2 separate regions of the Homo sapiens genome follow, and region 1 is linked to region 2. Evidence: read pairs that join two places in POLR2A ChIA-PET (ENCODE). Cell type or tissue: PC-9. All regions are shown on one strand. Each heading gives the region's core, and the rest is flanking DNA. Links, peaks and the distances in the headings are about the cores only. Region 1 has its middle 8.1 kb from the start of CTB-1I21.1. Region 2 has its middle 17 kb from the start of TGFBI.

The links. ChIA-PET counts read pairs that join two places held together with the same protein. Peaks named below come from ENCODE experiments on the same cell type or tissue, not always from the same donor. Only the 100,000 strongest peaks of a DNase experiment are listed, where the experiment ranks them.
Region 1: POLR2A ChIA-PET joins it to region 2 with 7 read pairs; 1 of 35 experiments calls an interaction of 5 or more read pairs at or near these places.

The regions. Positions count from the first base shown.
Region 1 is chr5:136,724,145-136,729,530 of GRCh38, reverse strand. No RefSeq gene overlaps it. Among named protein-coding and RNA genes, the nearest start is that of CTB-1I21.1, 8.1 kb to the left of the region's middle. In PC-9, for the core only: no CTCF peak of the experiment used is centred there; a DNase peak (open chromatin) is centred at 5,170; H3K27ac peaks cover 866 bases.
Region 2 is chr5:136,008,925-136,014,310 of GRCh38, reverse strand. No RefSeq gene overlaps it. Among named protein-coding and RNA genes, the nearest start is that of TGFBI, 17 kb to the left of the region's middle. In PC-9, for the core only: no CTCF peak of the experiment used is centred there; DNase peaks (open chromatin) are centred at 2,090 and 2,740; H3K27ac peaks cover 2,084 bases.

The DNA of each region.
Region 1 (5,386 bases), core at 179-5,178, 720 kb before region 2:
CTGGTCCAGAAAAGGAGCTCATAAGTCCTTGCAGAGGACAGAAGGAAGGACAGAGGCTGTACAGGAACCACTCCTGCTCTTTTTATCCTCAAAGCTACCTGGATACTGGTCATGCTGGTGGTTTTCAAATTTGGTTTTATGATGCCTCAGGATGAACACTTATTTCAAAATTCATCACAGAAAATATAGAATGTTCTTGAAATGAAGGATACTTGTTAATGCATATGCCTTACACCCAAAGAAGGGTTGAAGCAGCCCGCTTATGCCGCTCAGCGCTGCACCAGAAGGTAATGAATGCAGGGGGCTCCTCAGCTGAGATGTTGTCCCCTCCTGGGCTTCCCACACATTGCTGATGTCTTTTGATTATTTAATGCTAAACAGCACCTCCCTCTACAACAGATACTAGTTTTGGACGACTGCACTTTTAAGACCAGAGGAGGTAAAAATTTTTAGAAGAAAGGGGAGAACCAAGATAAGCTTGGCCTCTCTGGTGATGCTCTGGCCTTCTATCCCCTAGAAGTGATTTTTTTCTCCCAACCAAGGCTCTGTCCTGAAACCTGGCCCCATCTTCCAAACAAGCTCTGCTTGCCCTTGGTTCTGACCCCAAACTCCAATTTTCACACACTGCTCAGATTAGATGTTTCCTGCAGAGCTGACCTAGCCTCAGACTCCAGGCCCCTCCATCCTCCCGGCCCCTGCTTGGCCTCATTTCACACTCCTGCATCTGACCTTCGGTCCCACTCCCACCACACCTGCCCTGGCCTCCAACTGCTTTTGGCTTTTCCTGCCTCAGTGCTGACAGCTGGCCGTGGCTGCTTCCAATTGAACTGCTAAGGAAGAGAGACTCCTTCCCACCGCGTTACATCTGAGTTGCTTCTTAATCAGGCCCAGGATCCTGGAAGGAGAGATGGGGCAGGATGAACCCTCCAAGTGTGCTTTGGGCCTTGCTTAAAAATGGGAACAGACAAGCCTGCCACCCTGGGGCCCACACCCCTGCTATCCTGTCCAAAAATAGACCCAGAATCCTCAGCTTGTGGGGAGACCACATAGACACTTACTGATGGTTCAGAAGACGGCATCTTACAAGGCTACCTATTTGACCAAACTCTTAGATTTTCAATTTCTTATTTAATTGTTTTCTAGTTCCTTCTCCTTTTTCTGCTTATCATGATAGCTCCCACTGGACAGGCTGAGGTGTGTGTGGCTCTATATAAGAACATGAATTCTCTAATAAGTCATGGCTTATGGGGATGCAGGGGCCTGTCTTTCCTAAGCAAGATCACTTCTCTGATCCTTGTCCCAGAGCTCTGAATGTGTTTTGCCTTTCCAAGAGTAGAGATATCATCAGATTTTCACATTTCATAAAGTCACTATGGTTCGGGATATAGGAGAGATCAGAGGCAAGACTAGATAATTAGAGCTTTAAGAGTCATTTTAAGGGTCTTGATAAGGGGCATTGAGGACATCTATTGTCCATGACCATTTGTGATGACTTAGTTGAGCCTAAGTGGCTTTATACAAAAGAGGCTCTCAGAACAGTCTGCCTGTTCCCTACCTCCCACTTTCCCAGCACCCAATTTAAGTTTTGAACCTTATCATTATGTAAGAAAGACATCCACCAGCTGCAGGAGGGATGGAATCAAAATCATAGTCTGCCTATCCACAGGCCATTTATGTCCTGAGGGCTTCCCAATCACTGGAAAATGAGGCCCTGAAATCCAACCCATCAGATTAATACCTCCATCAGAGTGAAAGCAACAGAGTTAGAGTGAAATCGTGATTTGAATTCCTTCCTCTAAGCAAGCTTGTCCAATCTGTGGCCCATGGATAAGACCCAGGACAGCTTTGAATGTGGCCCAACACAGAACTTTTTTTTTTTTTAAGCTCATCAGCTTTTGTTAGTGTTAGTGTACTTTATGTAGGGCTAAAGACAATTCTTCTTCTTCCAATGTGACCCAGGGAAGCCAAAATATTGGACACCTCTGGTGAAGCAGAAGTCAATTCCTAAGAGCCTTTGGGCTTAAGAGTAATTGGCCACTTATGCCTCTTCACTGGCATCTTCTTTGACTTCCTTCAAGGACAGAAGAGGATTAGCTGGGCATGGTGGTGCACACCTGTAGTCCCAGCTACTCAGGGAACTCAGGTAGAAGGATTGATTGAGCCAGGAGTTCAAGGTTACAGTGTGCTATGAGTGTGCCACTGCACTCCAGGCTGAGTAACAGAGTAAGATTCTTTCTTTCTCTAAAAATAGTAATAATACATAATAAAAGGAAAGTAGAGGGATATTTGGGCCCAACCTGGGAAGCCAAGGAGCAATATGGGTGAAGTAGAGAAAGGTAGTTTTCTAAAGGAGGTAGAAAGGTTTGAGGCTTCAGTGACAGGAATATCATTTAAGAAGCATCCCAGAGACATCATGAGATGGTGGAACATAAAATATCCCTCAGACAGTAGGTGCATTTTCAGTTATGAATTAAAAGACATTGAATTCAAAGTTGTCAGCATACTTGGCACATTAGATTCTCTGTTAATGAAAGAGAAGGTTTCAGTTAGTCTTTGTTTAAACTTTTGAAAATTTGACTTTTTTGAAAATTGTTAGAGAGTATGAGCTGGTGGGGAGAAGACCAACAAATGATAACCCAGGTAGAAGGGCATGACTCTAATCAGAGGTAGAAAAAAAGCACATGGACAAAGATCAAGCAAACACAATGCCTTCCCATCACTTGGATGATAAGGATTAAGAAAAGAGGAAGGAAGGAGAGGAACTATATGGCAGAGCTTTAGTGACTCAAATCCAAGTATGTGACATCTTTCTTAATAGCTTGAAATCTATGGGTATGCAGCCAAGCCTAGAATAGCAGAAGAATCCTGCGGGAAGCAGCAAGACAAGGACAGAACCAAGCAAGTGTTCACTCATCTCGTGGGTCAAAAAAATAGTTTATAGGCTTTATATTTGTACAGTACTAATCCTATTAATAAGGAGTAGCTTCTTAAAGCTCTGTATTGAAAAAGTGTCTGAGGCTCTGTCTGGGATCAACAGTAGAGTACTGCAATTGATTAGTGGTATCTGCCATGGGTCCAGGGTTGGAGAGTGGGCTCAACTAATGTGGGAAAAAGGAGTGCTACTTGTGGCACAGTGTATCCCACTGATACTCTCTATACTGGGGTTTAGGTTCAAAGGCTCAACTAACACTGAAGTGTGTCTGTCTTTTATACTTGTCCTGCATCTTATTTCTCTTGGGGACTCGTAGGGAAAGTGGATGGATCATGAGTAGAATGTATTTCTAGATTCCTTGGCCATGAAACAAATCCAAAAGGACCTGTTATTAATGCCCCAAATTTTACACACAGACTACCTTTGGAATTTGGGACCTAAAATTCCAGGTGGGGATTCTAGAGGTTGCTTTGGTTACTTGGGGGATGGGGTAGGAATGGAATCTCTTGGTGGGCTTCAAGAGTCATTCCCAGTTTCCTGCCTTCCTTCCTGCCCAAAGGAAGTGATGCTCATGTCTCTGGTCCCATCATCCAGGACATCACTGAATACCTCCCAGCTCAGGCCAGGAGGACCTAAGGGGATGTAAAGACTTGAGTTAAGATGACACAGTTCACCTTTGTTTAACACAGAAGTATCATGAGGGGGAGGTTGACATTATCTACCTGGATCTCATCACTGCTGTTTCCTCTAACAGCCAGAGGTAGATGTTCAGGTACCCATATGAAAAGATTCTAGGCATAAAAGTAGATTGAGTATGGATTCTCATTTATGGGTTTGGGAACCCCCTCAAGGATTTAGCACAAGAAACCTACATGGCAGCCCCAACAGCTTAACTGCAAAGACTTCCCTCTCTCATGATGACAATTCATGTTACACAGTCTGAGTTCAAATAAAACAGCCCCCAATTGCCTTTGGGCCAGAATTCACATAATTTTGTTCATAAGAATATATAAATCAGGCCAGGCATGGTGGCTCATGCCTGTAATCCCAGCACTTTGGGAGGCCAAGGCAGGCAGATCATGAGATCAAGAGATCAAGACCATGCTGGCCAACATGGTGAAACCCCACCTCTACTAAAAATATAAAAATTTAGCTGGGTGTGGTGACTTGTGCCTGTAGTCCCAGCTACTTGGGAGGCTGAGGCAGGAGGATAGCTTGAATTCGGGAGGCGGAGGTTGCAGTGAGCCAAGATCGCGCCATTGCACTCCAGCTTAGTGACAAAGTGAGACTCTGTCTCAAAAAGCAAAACAAAACAAAAAACAAAAATATATAAATCAAAACACTGGTCAAGTGCTAAGTACCAGGTCAATAAGACTTTGGTTTTCTTGTAATGTTCGCACTTTGTCATCAGGTAAATAAAATGAACAAAACAAAACAAAACAGTGATTATTTTTAAGATAACATTACAAAATTGAAAGGACCACACAATTATTTGGGAATATGGCAGGAAACAAATTTAAATTTAACTACGGGATATTACTATATTACATATATTGTTTGAGGACAGCTTTGTATAACTCATTTCTGTATTCCCCAAAATGTTTGAGCAGAGTAGGTGTGCTCTGTAGCATTACTAAACTGAAAAGATGGGATTGCAGTGTTGAGTAATAAAAATATCCCTGTACTTAAATTTGAATTTGTTTCCTGTCATATTCCCAACCCCTAGAATAATACCTGGCACACAGGAGAAGCTCTTACTAGCAACACAAATAATATGGTCACGGGCAAGCTTTTAACCTGTTGGAGCCTCAGACTTCTTATGAGTAAAATGTGGATAAACATGTCCACGTTGTTTCATGCCTTTATTCAGCGTAGCTTCCTCTTCCAGAAATGTCTTAACCCTCTCTTTTCAAGACCTTGCTCAGGGGTCAGTTTTTCTTTGAAGCTTTTCTTGATGTTGTAAGGGCCAAGGCCTTTGGCCCTTTGGAGATTTGCTGAAAATGATGGACATGAGGCAGACTGAGTAATAGGAGATAAGGCATACAAATTTATTTAATGTGTATACGTAGGAGCCTTCAGAATGAAGACCCAAGATACAGGGGAAATTATCCATTTTTATACTTAGGTTCAACCAAGTATGGACAGCCATGTAGAAACATAGACAGGAAGGTATGATCTGATCTAACAGACTGAGTAAACCCAGCAAGGCCTGTCTGTCTAGATTCTTCTTGGCCTTGCTAAGCACACATTCCTCCCTTCTGGGTATGGGGCAGGCCTCTCTCTGGAATGGGATTCTAATGACCTGCAGTCAAACAAGGTAGGTCATATAATTTCTTTATGGCCAGTTTTTGCATGGAATATTTTAAGTTTTATGGATGGATTTTTAGAAAAGCAGTTCTTGTTTCTATGATCTGCTTTGGGGAAGCGGGATTCTAGTTTACAGGACTAGTTTTG
Region 2 (5,386 bases), core at 177-5,176:
CTAGTACACATAAGAGAATAGATATTTAGCAGAGACAGAAATGAGTCAGCCTCTCTCCCTGTGTCTCACCTAGGCATGTGCTGTTAAGGCCAGTACCCCGCAGGGCCCCAGGTTAGAGCGGGGCAAATTTATATTACACATTTAAAAGGGCCTCTTGAGTGTTAGGCTTGGAACAGGCTGCAGAGGCTGCTGGGCGGCTTCCCAAGGAGAGCTTTAAGAACATACAGCCATCTATTACACTTGGCTGAGGACAAGCCCTGCAAAGAGGGAGGATGGGGAAAAAGATTTCTGAAGGCTGCTGCTACCTTGGGGTTTTTTTGGGGTCATTTTTGTTTTGTTTTTATTTGTTATGGATACAGAATAGTTGTGTGTATTTATGGGGTACATCTGATGTTTGGATACAGGGCATACAATGTGTAATGATCAAATTGGGATAATTGTAGTATCCGTTACCTCAAGTTTTCATCATTTCTTTGTGTTAGGAACATTTCAATTCCACTCATTTAGTTATTTAAACATACACAATAAATCATTGTTAACTACAGTCTCCCTGTCGTGCTACTGAACACTAGATCTTATTCATGCTATCTAACTGCATTTTTGTACCCAGTAACCATCCCCACTTTACCCCCCCATTCCTGCTGCTCTTCCTTACCTCTGGTAATCATCTGTATCTCCATGAGATCAATTTTTTAAAAATTTTAATTCTTACATATGAGTGAGAACATGTGAAAAATGTGTCCTTCTGTGCCTGGCTTATTCCACTTAACGAAACCAGACCCTTATCTCAAGACTTAAATCTAAACCTGAAACTATGAAACTACTAAAAGAAAACATTTGGGAAACTCTTCAGGACATTGGTATGGGCAAAGATTTCTTGAGTAAGACCTCGAAAGCACAGGAAACCTAATCAAAAATGGACAAATGGGATCATATCAAGCTAAAAAGCCTCTGCAGAGCAAAAGAAAAAATAACAAGCAAAAGGACAACCCACATAATGGGAAAAATATTTGCAAACTACCCACCTGACAAGGGATTAATAACTGGAATATATAAGAAGCTCAAACAACTCAATAGGAAAAAATCAAATAATCCAATTAAAACATGAGGAAAAGATCTGAATAGATATTTCTCAAAAGAAAACATACGAATGGCCAACAGGTTTGTGAAAAAAATGCTCAACATCACTAATCATTAGAGAGATGCAAATCAAAACTACAATGAGATATCATCTCACCCCAGTTAAAATGGCTTTCATCCAAAAGACAGGCAATAATAACAAGTGCTGGTCAGGATGTGGAGAAAGGAGAACCCTCATACACTGTTGGTGGAAATGTAAATGAGTACAACCGCTATATAGAACAATCCTCAGAAAACTAATAATAGAGCTACCATTCAATCCAGCAATCCCACTGCTGGAAATAATTCCAAAAGATAGGAAATCAGTATATTGAAGAGATATCTGCAATCTCATGTTTATTGAAGCACTACTCACAATAGCCAGGATATGGAATCAACCCAAATGTCCCTCAGTGGGTAAACGAATAAAGAAAATGTGGTACATATGCAGAGGAATATTATTCAGCCATAAAAAGAATGAGGTCCTGTCATATGCAACAACATGGTTGGAGCTAGAGGACATTACCCTGGGGTTTTGTGATGTGTACAGCTGGCCTCAGGTCAGAGCCAGTAGAAGTTGCAGCTCTTCTCTGATTTTTGCTTAAGTGCCTGTATCTCCACAAATGTTTCCAACTTCCACTCTACTATGAGGTCTCACTCTACACAGGAACTTCAGCTCAGAGGAGAAAAAAATAGAACCTTCTAGACCAAACACCAAGAAACTTTTGTTTGCTCATGTCTGTACATGCATCTCTTCATAGAATAAAACAGTTGTGGAATATCTAAATTCTGATCTGCCTCTTGTCTCAACAGATGTTTAAGAAAATGACACCTTAAAGTTAACTAAGAACTCAGAGATTCATATTTTGAGTACAAAATTTTTGATGAGATCTGCAGTTTTGCCGTTTATAGAGAAATGCATGAATTAGACACTTAGGGTAAGAGGAAGTGGCTTACTAAATATCAGCGTTAATTCTTGAGATTCCATTTAATTGCACAACATTCTACTTCCTCTTCCTCAAGTAACATGAACAAGCAATTGTCTGAAATATTAAACACATAAAACTACAGCAAATATTAACAAATTCTAAAATTGTATATGTGTGTTCTTCATATGCAAAAAAATATGGTATCATAGGAAGAAAATATCATATACCTGAGAGAGCCTTCCCCCTCTCCCCTATTCCTTAGAGATTCTAGGAAACCATTTTTCAAGTTCTTTTCTGATTTTCAAAACCACAGGCTGACAACAATAAGTAGTTAGCTTTTAAATCTTTTACTACAACCACCCAGATTAAATTGTTCCCTTATTAATCTAGGGAAAATAATTACCAGGCAAAAGATCCTCTTTTGTCCATTAGCCATGATTTATTTCAAATGCGTGCTTTCAGTCCACATTCAATTTTTTTCACATATGTGAACACTTAGATATTGAAATTCTTTTCCTGTCAGCTGTCAATGTGCATTGCTTTTTAATCCAAAAAAGACTTAAAAGATTATCAGATAAAAAGTATTTCAAAGCTTAAAACGAATCCTCCTATTGTATTCCCAACTACCTTATATCTCCTATCGTAAGGTTATATTAAGTGCTTTTGGCTGTTTTCCCAAACATCCAGACATGTTTTATGTGAAGTGTGAGTCATGGCAGCTTTGCTTTCATGGTTCAGGACAGTCTCCTTGAAGCGGGAACTAAATGGTGGAATCTTAAGTTGTTGGTGATGATGGATTGGGAACTGGACATTTATCCAAGTGCAGAAAATGAAATAGGAAAATGTTTCTTGCCAGTTTTAAATCAAAGGAGCTAATTGCCTTACTCGAGTTGTGTCTACTAAGTAGCATGGGATTGTGACAGAGCCTGGAAAGAACAGAAGTTAGAGAGAAGCTCCCTCATGAATGAAATAATTTAAACTCTAGACTAAAATGTGAATTTGTTAGAGTTTCAGGAAAAAAAAATTTATTCCTCTTCCTCCATTTGATGTTGTTTCTATATGGTAAAGAGTTATGATGGCAATTTCCACAGACTGTGAATCTAGTTATTTCCTAAAATGTCAATTTGAATCCAAATGCAAGTTAACATCTGTGTGATGGGACAAAAATGATGAATGCATTTGTTTCTAGGGTCTTTGCTCTTTGACATCCTATCTAAGAAGAGTTTCATTTCTGCCAGACCAGTAATAGGAGATTTTGTGTTTTTAAATCAAGATATCAGGGCAAAGAAGAACCACAGAGCAAGGAGAAAAACGTGAAGACTTCTAGGTAGTCTTAATTGATCTGATCCATGGCTGTCCAGTAGAAATACAACCTGAGCTACATATGTAATTTTATACTTTATAAATATAAAATCATATTTTATAAGTAGCCATATTACGAAAGTAAAAAGAAACAGGTACAAATTAATCTTAAAAATATTTCTATGGAAGCCAATATATTTAAAACATTATCATTTTAACATGTAATCAATATGAAAAACATTAGTCAGACATTTTATATTTCTTTTTTTCTCATCTCAAGTCTTCAAACTCCAGTGTGCATTTTACACTTATAGCACATCTCAAATCAAACTAGCCATATTTCAAGTGCTTAATTAGCCACATATGGCAGTGGCTACCATATTAGACAGCACAAATCTAGATAATTAATTCCTCGGAGGGAGGCATAGAAATAAAGAAGAAAAGCCATAAGAGCTGTGGATTTAGGAAGAGTTTTGGCAAGGGTAAGAACTTTGAAGAGAGCTGGCTGGAGCAGCTGTGGACTGTCTGGTGAATGTATGGAATTCCCATGGAGCATGTACTTAGATCCCTTATATAACTTTCTTTTCTTTTTTTTTTTTTTTTTTTTTTTTTTTTTTTGAGACAGAGTCTCTCTGTCTCCCAGTCTGGAGTGCAACAGAGAGATCTTGGCTCACTGCAACCTCCATCTCCCAGGTTCAAGAGATTCTTATGTCTCAGCCTTCCGAGTAGCTGAGGTTACAAGCACACGCCACCGTGCCCAGCTAATTTTTTTTTTTTTTGGAGATGGAGTCTCGCTCTGTCTCCCAGGCTGAAGTGCAGTGGCATGATCTCGGCTCACTGCAACCTCCGCCTCCTGGATTCAAGTGATTCTTCTGCTTCAGCCTCCCGAGTAGCTGGGACTACAGGTGCACGCCACCATGCCAGGCTAATTTTTGCATTTTTAGTAGAGATGGGGTTTCGCCATGTTGGCCAGGCTGGTCTCAAACTCCTGGCCTCAAGTAATCTGCCTGCCTCAGCCTCCCAAAGTGCTGGGATTACAGGCATGAGTCACCACACCCAGCCATATAATTTTCAAGGAGCAAAATACTTGAGTTATTTTGAAATTAATTAGGGTGGATGGACTGTGTTTCTTTGAATAGCACCTCCTTGAAACTGGACCACTTGGTGCTGGCTGTATAAGGGTTATATATCCAATCATGGATGAAGGAGAGGTAAATAAAAATGCAGGGTAGAAAGATGCTGATGGTCGTGGGCCATTCCCCATGTGGGAGCGGTGGGCAGAGGCCTGACCTCTATTATTATCTGGATCTGCACAAGGAACCTCTGTCCTTGATTTGGCATGAATGACAACCAGCCCAAGAAGACATGAAGCCAGCACATCAATCATATGCAAGAGAGGACATCAATTTGAAGGGCCCATTGGTGCTTTGAAGCAACGATCTGGAAACTCTTGGAGGAAACAGGCACAGCCCACATGGTATAGATCCTGACCTGTGGAGCAGTGTGGGAGGTTACCTGGCTGCAGCAGCAGGAAGCACACAGGATAAAGGACTCCGGCCACCACCTCCACCACCCTCTGGTGCCCCATAATCAGAACATGAATGAACAGGATTGACTGGCACTTGGGCCTTCACACTCAGTAGAAGCCCAAGGGCGAGTATAGCCTAGAGCTCTGAACTCAGATCAGATGGAAGTAAGAGGATTCCAAATCAGCTTGTCAGCACCATTCTTGAGGCCCAATCTCATGGGATCCTCTGAAAGAAATACACTGCCTCATGAGAGTGATCTATTCACCAAACCATCTTTCTGGAACTGGGGCCTGGCCCCAGGGTCCCTCGATAATCCCATGGATGTGATTCCTAAAATTCCTCAGAATATCTGGTTGACCCAGCATAGGTGAAAGAGAGTCAGATGTCCCACTGGGGAGACATGAGGACCAGGGCCCATATGAGTCCTGGTCTAGGTTTGGGGCACCCTGCCTCGCTGTCAATGATGGCTCCAGCTGGTCCCAGGCATCCAAGGGGCTTAGAAAATTT